2 separate regions of the Homo sapiens genome follow, and region 2 is linked to region 1. Evidence: chromatin contacts called from ENCODE Hi-C or POLR2A ChIA-PET data. All regions are on one chromosome and are shown on one strand. Each heading gives the region's core, a stretch centred on a gene start or an enhancer-like site at or near the end of the contact. The rest is flanking DNA. Distances are from core to core; before and after follow the strand shown.

The links. Hi-C counts contacts between places; a loop is a spot of excess contacts on that map. ChIA-PET counts read pairs that join two places held with the same protein, here RNA polymerase II (POLR2A). Pooled maps may share reads with other maps.
Region 2: a loop to region 1 is called in a map of CD14-positive monocyte, with 2.7 times the contacts of the local background. The contact joins two enhancer-like sites. A Hi-C loop is called at or near these places in 2 of 168 maps with a recorded cell type or tissue (CD14-positive monocyte and esophagus muscularis mucosa), 5 of 37 single-sample maps with no recorded cell type and 6 of 50 pooled maps. POLR2A ChIA-PET finds 5 or more read pairs at or near these places in 1 of 52 experiments (Caco-2).

What each region holds. Positions count from the first base shown.
Region 1 is chr12:132,076,652-132,082,265 of GRCh38, forward strand. EP400 (E1A binding protein p400) reads left to right here. Exons shown (of 53, transcript NM_015409.5): 53 at 750-3,809. The coding sequence ends at 1,022. Among named protein-coding and RNA genes, the nearest start is that of SNORA49, 48 kb to the left of the region's middle. Within about 2 kb of position 2,758, at least 5 of the 41 ENCODE cell types and tissues checked have a DNase peak (open chromatin) inside an H3K27ac peak, as active enhancers do.
Region 2 is chr12:132,508,205-132,513,818 of GRCh38, forward strand. It overlaps FBRSL1 (fibrosin like 1), which reads left to right. Exons shown (of 19, transcript NM_001367871.1): 2 at 1-146. Among named protein-coding and RNA genes, the nearest start is that of FBRSL1, 21 kb to the left of the region's middle. Within about 2 kb of position 2,132, at least 2 of the 41 ENCODE cell types and tissues checked have a DNase peak (open chromatin) inside an H3K27ac peak, as active enhancers do.

The DNA.
Region 1 (5,614 bases), core at 1,508-4,007:
TTCATCTGAGGTCATGATTAGGGAATCACTTTTGATTTTTGTGATACACACAAAAACATTAACTTCAGGGGAAAAACTAGATACACTTAATAATGAGAAGAGTGAACAAGCGTTTAGAGGTTGTGTCAGCCATACTGAGGGAGCCTCACCTTGGGCTCATTCCCAGGACCCTTCATTCACTGATCATCGCGGGTGTGTCCTGCAAGTCGCAGACACTGCCCTGTGGTTTTAGGGAGGCACAGGCCTCAGGCAAGCAGGCTCCGCTCGGGGCCCGCCCTTGAGCAGAGGCGCTGTGGGCACAGTGGCCTTGCCTCCCACAGAAGCCCTTCAGGCGCTTTCACTGTTGTCACTGATGCTCCACAATATGACTCTTTAGCACAGTGCTTTAAATGTAAAGCGGTGCTTTAAACTTTCTAAATTTTGTTTAAAGTCACACTGGCATATAGATTTCAAGAAACCAAACTCTATTAAAAGCTTTACTACAACAACAAAATCAGTCCCTGACCCAGCTCTCACCCTTTTCCCAAGAGGCATCTGGTGTTAGTCTAAAAGCAACCATCTTTTAATTTTCCACTTGTGTTTAATTGGAAACCAGAGGTCATACTGTTGTGTGACTGGTCATTCTTCCGTGTCATAAAAGCATAGTCAGTGAAGTTTCTCGAGTCCTCCCCATCCCAAAGAACGTCCATTTTCCTGTCCCTGGACTGAGTTTCCTGGGCAATGTGTGTTTTCTGACTCTCTCGGCTCAGGCTTCTCCACAGACTGTGGCGCTCACGCAGGCGACGGCGGCCGGGCAGCAGGTGCAGATGATCCCTGCAGTGACCGCGACTGCCCAGGTGGTTCAGCAGAAACTCATTCAGCAGCAGGTGGTGACCACGGCGTCGGCCCCGCTCCAGACTCCAGGCGCTCCCAACCCAGCCCAGGTGCCCGCCAGCTCCGACAGCCCAAGCCAGCAGCCCAAGTTACAGATGAGGGTCCCTGCTGTCAGGCTAAAGACACCTACTAAGCCTCCGTGCCAGTAGTCAGGGCAGCAGGGCTGCCTCTCATCTAAAGCAAAACTACCTTCCTCACAGAAAACGCTTTATTAGTGAACCTTGGGACCATGTCACGCAAGAGATTCAGCACTGGGAAAGATATAATTGAAACAAAATAGTGTAATCATTTTATTAAAATGCATCCCACACTGCAGGACAAATGGTCCTTATGGAGTGCCGCGTTCTCTGTACTACGTGGCTCATGGAAAAAGTGACAACATGGCTTCCTCTAAATCATTTCACCTTTCAGTCCCCACCCGCACCCGTCCCCTAGAGCCATAGTACTGTGTTCTGAAAGCCATTTAGAATTTCTTTGTGAGCATGTAGTGCTTTGCACGCCACAGAAGCCGTCTGCCGTGTGTGAGGAGCATACAATGGACTTTCTAAAGATAAGGCGTGGGCTTCCACAGTGTCTGCCAGAGTTTAGTTCTTTATACCTTACTGAAAAATGCCTCGTGGTCTTCGCAGAGGGGAAGGCCTGTCTAAAGTCAATCATCCGAGATGGGTTTTCCATTCCAAAGAAAGGCAATATGGTTCCTTCCTTCCCTCCTAAAATATGACTTAACTTTTAAGAGAAATGTTCTGACACCCACCTAAACACACAAGGCACGTTCCTGGCCTGTGTTCAAGGGAAATGATCAGTCATTGCATTGTTATTCCAAAGAGCAGCCAACAGTGGCCTCCCCCAGGCCCTACCCTGCAATGGGATTCGCTTTCATTTAATGGAAACTTCTGGGACTGATGCCCAACTCAGTGCACTCAAGACGCATCTCCAGTTTTCGGGGGAAGCTGGTATTTGACATAGTGTGTTAAACAGCTCCTGAGAACCTTTGGGACACTCTGCCATGGCTGGCGTGAGGCCCAGAGGACCACGCAGAGGCAATGGTAGTACAGATGTCACAGCTGAGGGTACGATGAGGCCTGGGCTCAGTGAGCCAGGACGAATGTGACAGACACCCCTTGCTGCCACAGTCAGCCCTTTGACGAAGGTGGGCTGGTGATTCTGGAAGTATTGGCTATAGCGGTGGGCCCAGTCAACTCTTCCTTGTGGACTTACGACAGCAGATTTTCTCTAGGATAAGCTTGTGTGGTTCTGCCAGTGAAGCAGAGAACCACCTGTGCTGTTGTGGAAGGCGTGCCGTTGAGGGGGAAAACGAAGCCCAGTATTTGCTACTGTTTTTCCTTTTTTTACTATGACAGGAAAATAAATGCAATTTTAGTGGAATTGATTGACAGTGTCTCCTTACTTTGAAGTTTTCACCAAAGCAAAAAGGTCCATATCCAATAGTATCCTTTGTGCTGTGGCTTGATTTTGGCCTATTTTACATTATTTGGTCCAGGAAATTAGGTTATATTAGGTTTTTTGTATACTAAAAATCAGTTATGGCACAATAAAGATTTTCTGTTTTTAAATTGTATTTCATCTGCTTCCTCCCCATTCTCTCACTTTAAGTGACATTGAGGAAGGTATTCTGTCCCACAGGTTTCTGTGGACAGCGATACAGCAGGAGTCAGTGAAATCAACTGGGGAGCTCACTTGAGCTCTTGATAAGAAATGTGGAGAAAAGTAAAAACCAAGCTTTGAAGAAACAGAAGAAATTAATCTTTTAGTTAGTTGAACATACCAAAGCAGAGGACTGGAATCTGTTTGTTCTAACCAACCCGTTCTCCCTGGCTTGGCACGTGCCGTGAGAGCGCAGCTTGCCGGAGGGAGGGCCGCTGTGTGCGCCTCACATCTGGCTCCCAGTGGAAACTTTTACTCCTCCTCATCCGCAGATGTGATAGAACTGAAGTATCTAGGAATTCTGCCTTTGTCATTTGTTTTAATTTGTGTGCCCTGTTCATTTTTTTTGTCTTTCCCAAATCTTGGTAGTCTCCTTATAGTTGAAGATAAAATGTTGAGTGCACTTATTTTAGAATATCCTAGACATAACTGTCTAAGTAAAAGCGCTCTATTAATCTAAAACACTACAAGAGAATTTAACACCATCTCTCAAATGCTTTTTTGGAGAGCTTAATGGGATTCTGAATATTTGCAATGTGGAGTTTCCGCCCCGATCTCACGTCAGTGAGGGTCTCCTGTCTCTCAAGTGTGTTTCCTTTGGCTGTTCCCTAATACAAAACACGGACATATTTTTACTCGTAGCACTCAATTTAGTAACTTCTAGATGCTACCGTTGACCTGAGTTAAATTCATTTAGTCGTGTACGTAAAAACTCTCCTTTTAGTGTGTTATTTTCTTGGCCTTCCCTTTTAAAGGTTAAAGTTTCTAACCTAAGAATTAAGTACGCGTTCAGGAAGCTGTTGTCTAGGCCTTCCCCTTGTGAATCTGGGTTCATTCCAATACGGCAAGTAAGAGTTGGAAACTTTGAGAACACAGACTATAAAGGCAGCAGCCCGAACACTGTCAGACTCTAATTGGCGACCCTGGGAAACAGTTGCCCTGCTATTCTTTAAAGAAAGACGTTTATTCTGATGATAAAAACAGTTAGCCAGACTGTTTTTAAAGCACCTGGCGGGAAGCAGAAGGTTGGATCCAAGCCCTTGTTCAGATTTGGTGCCTGATAAGACAGGGGTTTCTCTTTTTGTGACCTTTATTATTATTATTTTGTTAACTGTTGTAACCAGTTAGCTGTTGTGTTTTAAGATAGAAAGGAACAAGACTAAAATTGTAAATACTTTGTAAACATCAGCATTTGTACTTGAATAGTAGGATTTTAAAGGGCATTGATAGCATACCAAACAAAAGGCAAAATAAAGTGACCTTTTTATATATTTTTTCATTTTGTCTTTCATAGAAAACTGGTATTTAAGTTAAATGAGATGCTGAATTTTTCATTTGTGTGAAGAAAAAACCAACAAGTAATGTTGGAGCCAGAGGTGTTCCCCTCACCCACTCTTCCGTGGCCATAGAAGGACCTGGAAGGAACAGAAATCACATTCACCAAGTCCACCAGGCAGCCGCTTCCCAAAGCCGCACGTGGAGGAAAGAGCTGGCACCGCCCTGCCCCATGTGGCCTGCCACCCTCACAGCACCCGTCGTCAATGTCCTGGGGGCCACACTGGCACCAGTGTCCTTCCACACCCAGTCTGTGTGCCCAACTGGCACCAGTGTCCTTCCACACCCAGTCTGTGTGCCCAACTGGCACCAGTGTCCTTCCACACCCAGTCTGTGTGCCCAACTGGCACCAGTGTCCTTCCACACCCAGTCTGTGTGCCCAAGTAAGGGCAGGGACACCGGCTCACAGGTGCTCACCACCGAAAACGCCTGTGAGCAGATGGCCTGCGAGTTGTTGCTTCTCTTTTTCTTCTGCTTTTAGACTTTTCTTCGTTTCGTTTTAAATCTGATTACAAAAATCAACGTACACTTTTAATTGAAAACGCACACATTACGCAAAGTAAAGAAGCATCCCAGAAGCCCCTTAGTTTCTGTATCTTTTCTCCCACCACAAAAACGGGGGTGCACGGGCACTTGGCCCTGCAGCTTTGGGCTTCCACCTCCGGTCTTCCAGATTGAAAGCTCCCAGGGTCTGGTTGCACACTTCGTGTCTGCAGGTGATAGTGCAGATACCAGGGTGGGCGAGAAAGCCAGCTGCAAAGCCCGGCTGGTGCTCCCTGGCCTCTGGGGGTCTGTACTGCAGTGCCTGGTGCACCTGCGGCTCCATGCCTACCAGCCACATAACCAGGGGCAGGTGACTTCCTCCTTCAGGGCCTCTGTGTCCCCATGTCCCCTCTCCTAAGGTGGCTTGAGGATCCAGTCCAATGTTGGGTGCTGCACTTGGTGTCTGTCTTTTATACTCCCAACGAAGAGGACTGCAGGTTTTGCAAAGCCTACTGTTTCTGTCATCCTGACCCTACCATCACGTCTTTGCCAAGTGTGCCTGTGGCAGCAGGCCCTATGGCGGGCTTATCTGGCCTGGAAGCTGTGTTTCTGTTTGCTGTCCAGTAGCGACCAGGGGCCAGTGGGTGAAGCAATTGTGCCTGCGCACAGCCGTCAAGACCTTAAGGTAGCTTCTGAGCCCGGAGTGTGTTGTGTCACCTCCTACTCGAGATGTCAGATCGTGTGACAGCTGCCCACCAACACCCCAGAGTTGGGCATTGTGATCCAGGGCAATGGGAGGGGAGATTCCTTTGCCATAGGGTGCCCTGCTATGCTGTTGCTGCAGCATCTATTCCCCTAATTTTTCTAAAGTTCCCATTTTATTGGGTAGATTATGCTATATACATTCGGTGGAATGCAGTGCAGCCTCTACAAAGTACAGCTGTGCTGGGGGATGAGTTTGTGAAGTATGCTACCAGGATGGAACTGGTTGTATGCCTGGATGTGCATAGAATATCCTGGAAGTATTTGCCCCTGCATGTGGTGGATTCTACGTCCATGAGTTCAACCGACCAAGGAGCAAAAATATTCAGAAACAAAAATGTGTCTATACTGAACATATACAGACCTTGTTTTGGGGGGGTTATTATTTCCTAAACAATGCTGCATAACAACTATTTACATGACATTTACATTGCATTCACTATTGTAAGTAACCCAGAGATGATTTTAAAAAGATGTTTTTGAGTTATATGCATTT
Region 2 (5,614 bases), core at 882-3,381, 430 kb after region 1:
TCATCAAGAAGCCCCGGGAGTCGGAAACCTGCCCCCCTGCGGAGCCCAGTGAGAACAGGCGGCCCCTGGAGGCAGGCAGCCCCGGGCAGGACCTCGAACCCGCCTGCGATGGGGCGAGAAAGGTCCCACTGCAGCCCTCCAAGCAGGTGAGCAGGTCCCTCCCCGACCGGAAGCTCTGCGGCGGGTCAGTGCTCACCGCCCCAGGGCCATGCCAGCACCTGGACACCACGCCACGTGGCCCCCGGGCCTGCCTGGCAGCGCGCCCATCGTTGTCAGGCTTGGGGTGCAGGACACGTGGACAGGGCTGGGGCCTAGCAGAGGCAGGAGCCGGCTGGGTCACGGAGGGGCCGTGACGTGCCCAGGGCCACAGCAGGAGAGGTGCCTGTCTGGGGCAGCAAGGCGCGCGTTCCGGGCTGGGGCGCCAAGCTGATAGGCCGGCCCCGTTTCCCTGCCGTGTCCATCAGGCTCCGCCGACTACAGGTGTCCAGAGTGTCTATAAGGAGGGGGTCCAGGCTCATTGCCGAGGGCTGTCCTGTCCACACGCAGCGCCATCCGCTCACGTGTGCGGCGTGGGGAAGGGAATACTTGGTCCCGGCAGTGGCTGCAGGCACGTGACTGTGGTCAGTGGTCAGGTGCGTGGCCCAGCTGGGAACAGGGCTCTGCCTGCCCTGCCCAGGGGCCTCCTGCCCAGGAGGGGCTGTCAGAGCAGGTGGGGGCTTCCCCAGCGCGTGGGGCTCTGTCCTGGGTGCAGCTCAGCCTGCAGCTGCTTCCTCCGCGGGGGTCCGCTGGTGTGCGCCTTCCTTCCAGGGTGGGGCTCTGCGCGGTGTCCTCGGCTCTCCTCGGCCCCCTTGGGAATTGGGCTGCTGGAGAAGGGCAGCATGCCTCCTGGGCCCGGGCTGGACGGGGGTTCCGCGGGCGGTGACACCTGCCCAGGTGGACACGTGCTCTTTCTTCCATGCAGGTGTGCTCCCCAGAAGGGGGGCCGCTCCCAGCCAGCCACTGGGACCAGAACGGCCCGGCCCAGCGCCAGCAACAGCTCCAGCCCAGCCAGTCCAGCCAGCCCCAGGGGTCCCTCCCAGCCCCGTCGGCACTCCCGGACCCTGGGCAGCCCTGCCAGCCCTCCCAGCGGCCACTCCTGGGTCAGCGCAGCTGGCCCCAGCGGTCACTTCTGGGCCTGAAACAGCCCTGCCAGCCCCGGCGGTCACTTCTGGGCCCCGGTCAGCCCTGCCGGCCCCAGCGGCTCCTTCCATCCCCAGATCAGCTCTGCCAGCCCCAGCGGTCACGCCCGGCCCAGCCCTGCCGGCCGCATTGGGCACTCCCAGGCCCCAGGCAGTGCTGCAGGCGCCTGCGGTCCCTGCTGACCCCGTGTCACCACTGCCGGCGCCTGCGGTCCCTCCTGGCCCCACGGTCCCTCCTGGTCCCCTGCCTCTACTGCCGGCGCCTGCGGTTCCTCCTGGCCCCAAGGCACCGCTGCAGGCGCCTGCGGTCCCTGCTGACCCTGTGGCACCGCTGCCGACCCCTGCGGCCGTGGGCCAGCCCGTGTCACTGTGGCCAGCCCGGTAGGGCATCCTCAGGACAGCGCAGCCGGCCCCTGTGGTCGCTGCTAGCCCAGTGCCAGCGGTACCAGCCCCCGCGGCCACTCCTCACCCTCCGACCACGCCGACGGCCCGCCAGCTTCCTCCCAGGACAGTGCTGCTGCCCCCGGCGGGCCTTCCTAGCCCCGTGTCAGTACGGCCAGCCCCGAAGGTCCCTGCTGGGCCAGCCCAGCCGCCCCCGGCGGTCGCTGCTGCGCCCCAGGCAGCCCCAGCGGTTAGTGGAAGCCCCAGAGCAGCCCGGCCCACTCACGCCTTCACTCCTGGGCCCGGGACGGCCGAGGCAGCAGAAGCAGCCGCTCATGGGCCCGGAGCAGCCCTGCCCACCCAAGCGGCCGCTCATGGGCCCAGAGCAGCCCTGCCAGCCCCTGCGGCCGCTCATGGGCCCCAACAAGCCCTGCAAACCCCAGCCGTTGCTCCCCATTCCCGATCGCCCTTCACTCCTGGGGCAGCCGGGCCCACCCTGCCGGCCTCTCCTGGGGCTCCTGTGCCAGCCGCGGCGGTCCCTATTGGATCTGGTGCCGGCCCGTCAGCCCCGGCTCTCGCTCCTGGCCCTGGGCCATCCCTGCCGGCCCCTGCGGTCCCGGTGGACCCGATCCTGTGCCCCCGGGATGGCCCGTCAGGCCCCATCTGTGAGCCCTGGAGCCTGATGCCTGCAGGCACCTCCCCATATGGGTTTTCCAGCCCACTCCAGTGTGATCTGCACCCTGGCAGGGCCCCAAGGGCCAAGGCCGCATTGCCCTTCGGGCTGGAGATGCTTTGCCGGACTAGCCTGAGGCCTTGTCTAGACAGGGCTGAGCTGTTTGTCGTTGGAAATTGAGGCTCGGCCAGAGGCGGGAGCCCCTACAGTGCCACGATCAGGCTGAGGCTCACCACACCAGGAAGAGAGATGAACCCGCGTCTGCCTGCCGCCCCGCCATGCTCCCTCTCCCCCCACTGGCGTCACAGTGCCCCCACCCGCGTTGCTGCCTGTGGTGTGCGTGCCCTGGGAGGGGAACACAGCCCCTGAGGGCGGGGACCTTGCTGGGGGCCCCTCAGCGTCTTTCTGTGCCTCTGAATTGCCAATACTGTCCTTGCATCTCTGAGTCTACGTGCACGCTTGCCCCTGGCGTGCCACCTGTGCGGAGCGCGTGAGCCTGGTGTGTGCGTGCTGTGTGTGCATGTGTGCGAGAGGGTGTGAGAGTGAGTGGCGTGCTGGGCATGAAGGATCTGTGGGGTGCTGCAGTTCCTGCAGAGTGGCCCAGTGGCGAATGGTGAAGGTGTGGGTTTCAGTCCAGGCCCTCCCCCTGGTAGTCAGGAGGTGCTGGTGTCCACCTCCAGGGCCCCCAAGCTACAGGGGGCACATGGGCCCATCTGGTGGGTCAGGACCTGCAGGGGACCCGGAGGCTCCCACCCCCACCTCTCAGGACTCTGCCTCCACCACCCCCGTGGGCATGCACTGAAGGGTTGCCTGCAGGGTCTCCAGGCGAGGGGGACCCCACAGGGTGGGCAGCGCCTTCTCCCGGCTTCCCCACAGTCCCCTGCAGCGTCCCGTCTGGCTGTTGACCTACATGTGGTCGGGCACACCTCACACTACAAGGCTACCCCTGGGCCCATCCCTGCCCCTTCCACGGCCCCCACCTGTGGTCAGGTGTTGCCACCCCCTCAGGACCTGGTCTCAAGGCAGCCCCACTCGAGTCTTCTGGAGTCCAAGGCACGCCACTCGCCCAAAAGGGAGGGGGTGTTTGGGGGGGCTTTGACTGTCTCCAGACCTCAGGGGAGCTGGGCAGGCTCTAACCAGTGGTCCTCCAGAGAGCAGCGTTGACCACCTGGACCCCTGCGCCACGTGACAGGAGGCTCTGGTCCTGCAGGCCTGGTCTTGCCCAGCTGGGCTGCCTCAGGTGTCAGGAAGGGGATGGGTGTCCCTGGCTCCCAGGCCAGGCAGCTGCTGACCTCCAGCACCCCGCACTTGCTCATGAGGACCCCACCCCCGCAGGCCCTCCCGGGTCCTGACCAGCCTCTGGTGCAGCATCTGCTTTGGCCTCCGGGCCCCCTCGCTCCCCACCCACCCGGGCCCCTTCCTCCGGTGCTCACCTGGGGCCTCCATCCCAGAAGCGCAGGGCTTATTTTTCTGATTAAAGAAAATAAAAAGTGCCGTGCCACTATTTTTTATAACAGCATCAGCGTTTGTAATTTAAACAGACGAGCATGTGTCTTACGTGATTTATTCCCACAAAGGGCTTTTGTGCTGGGCTTGGCTCGGGATTCATTGCACTCTGACCGAACAGAGGGGAGACCTGGAGCATCTGTTCCTGACCTTCCTGCCCACCCATCTGAGGCCTGGAATGGGGGTTTGTACTGTGCTCAGCATGGGGGCACCGGCCTCCAGATCCCCCCACCGCAAGGCTACTGTGTGGGCCAGTGTGACAGGGGTCGAGACCCCCCTCTCGGCTCATGCCTGGGGGGCACCCATCCCCGGGATCAGTGTCCTGGGGACTGGTGAGGGAGGGTGGTTCAGCTCAGAGTCCTCTGCATGGCCTGGGCACGCGTGAGGGAGCATGGTTCAGCCCAGCATCCTCTGCACAGCCTGTCAGGTGCTTGTGTTCTGCTCACGGAAGGCCGGGGCATGGAGGGGCCGAGTCCTGGCTGCAGCGCCCTGGCTGAGCTCCAGGCTGGACCTGGCACACTTGGGGTGCGGGCTTGGAGGGCGGTGCCATCTCAGAGTCACCCACACAAGCCATTGCCCCGCAGAGGGGCTGAAGTTGCCTTCAGACGTCCCTGTTGTCAGGCGTGGGGAACAGTGATGATTTAAACAGTCTCCTGCCCTCTTTCCACTTTCAGGCCCCTGCCCCTACCCCCGGGCTCCTGTGAGTACAGAGGGGGCCGAGTGAGTAGAGCCATGTCTGGGGCAGGCCTGAACGGGCTGAGGGAGTGGGGAGGGGCCATCCATGCTGGAGCTGAGCAGTGGCACTTGGCTGCCCCTTAATGGGGAAGGCCAGGCTGCCAGGGAGGGCTGAGGAGAGCTGGAAACTGCAGCCTGGGTCCCTGTGGCCAACAGCTGGGGGTGCAGAGGACACCCGTGGAGGAAACATTCAGGACCCAGAGGGGCTCTCGAGGCCTGGCCATGACCCTGCAGCCTCCAGCTCGAACCCACTGTCTGCACTGGCTTGCGGTCGGGGTGCCGCCATGGGGAGGGCAGAGACACCAGGGCGCTATGGTGCTGGACATCCATGTTGTGTCCTGGGGCCCGCGCCCTGGTGGGGACACTGCTGCCAGGCGTCGCCCTGGGAAATGCAGATTTCGTGTGGCCAGATCTTTGATGTTTCTGAAGAGCTGGGAATCCAGGTTTCTCTGGATTTGGCAATGTTGAAATGTTGGTGGTCAATTCTAATTTTTATGACTCACTTTGCTGACCAGAAGATGCAGCTGTGGGCCTGCGAGGCCTCCGGCAAGTGGGATTTGGCTCCCATCACAGGCAGCAGATTGGAGCCTGAGGCCTGGTTGGAACATGGCTTGTTCCCTTGTTTCTGGAAGGGGTTGGTACTCAGTGGGGCTGCGCCTGCCCAGGAAGATGGGCTTGTGTCCTGGCTGCTGTAGAGGGGGTGGGGGCAGCCCAGCCTGAAGGTTGAGGATGGAGGTGTCTTCCGGGGGGTGACAGTGGGGATCTGGGGGAGGCTGCCCGCTGCCCGACTACAGAGACCCTGTTGCTGCCTCAGGAACCCCTCTGGAGACTGGGGCCTGCGTGCAGTGCTTTAGTGACCATCAGCCCTCTGGTCACCTCTGTGGGGGCCTCTGCCCACCTTGTTGTTGTTGGCACAGGCAGGCTGGTCCCCTCCCATCTGCAGAAGGGGTTATGGGGAGGGCGTGAGCCTTCTGGGAGAGGCCGAGGCGTGTTCCTGCAGAGCCCACGGCAGACGAGGGCAGTGGTTGGTTTGTTGTTGGGGGAGGAGAAGGGGAGGTCGGGGTGGATTCCTGGAAGATGGGTGACACTGAGACTGTGGCGGTGGGGCCAACCCCACGAGGGGCCTGGAGCTCTAAGGCCC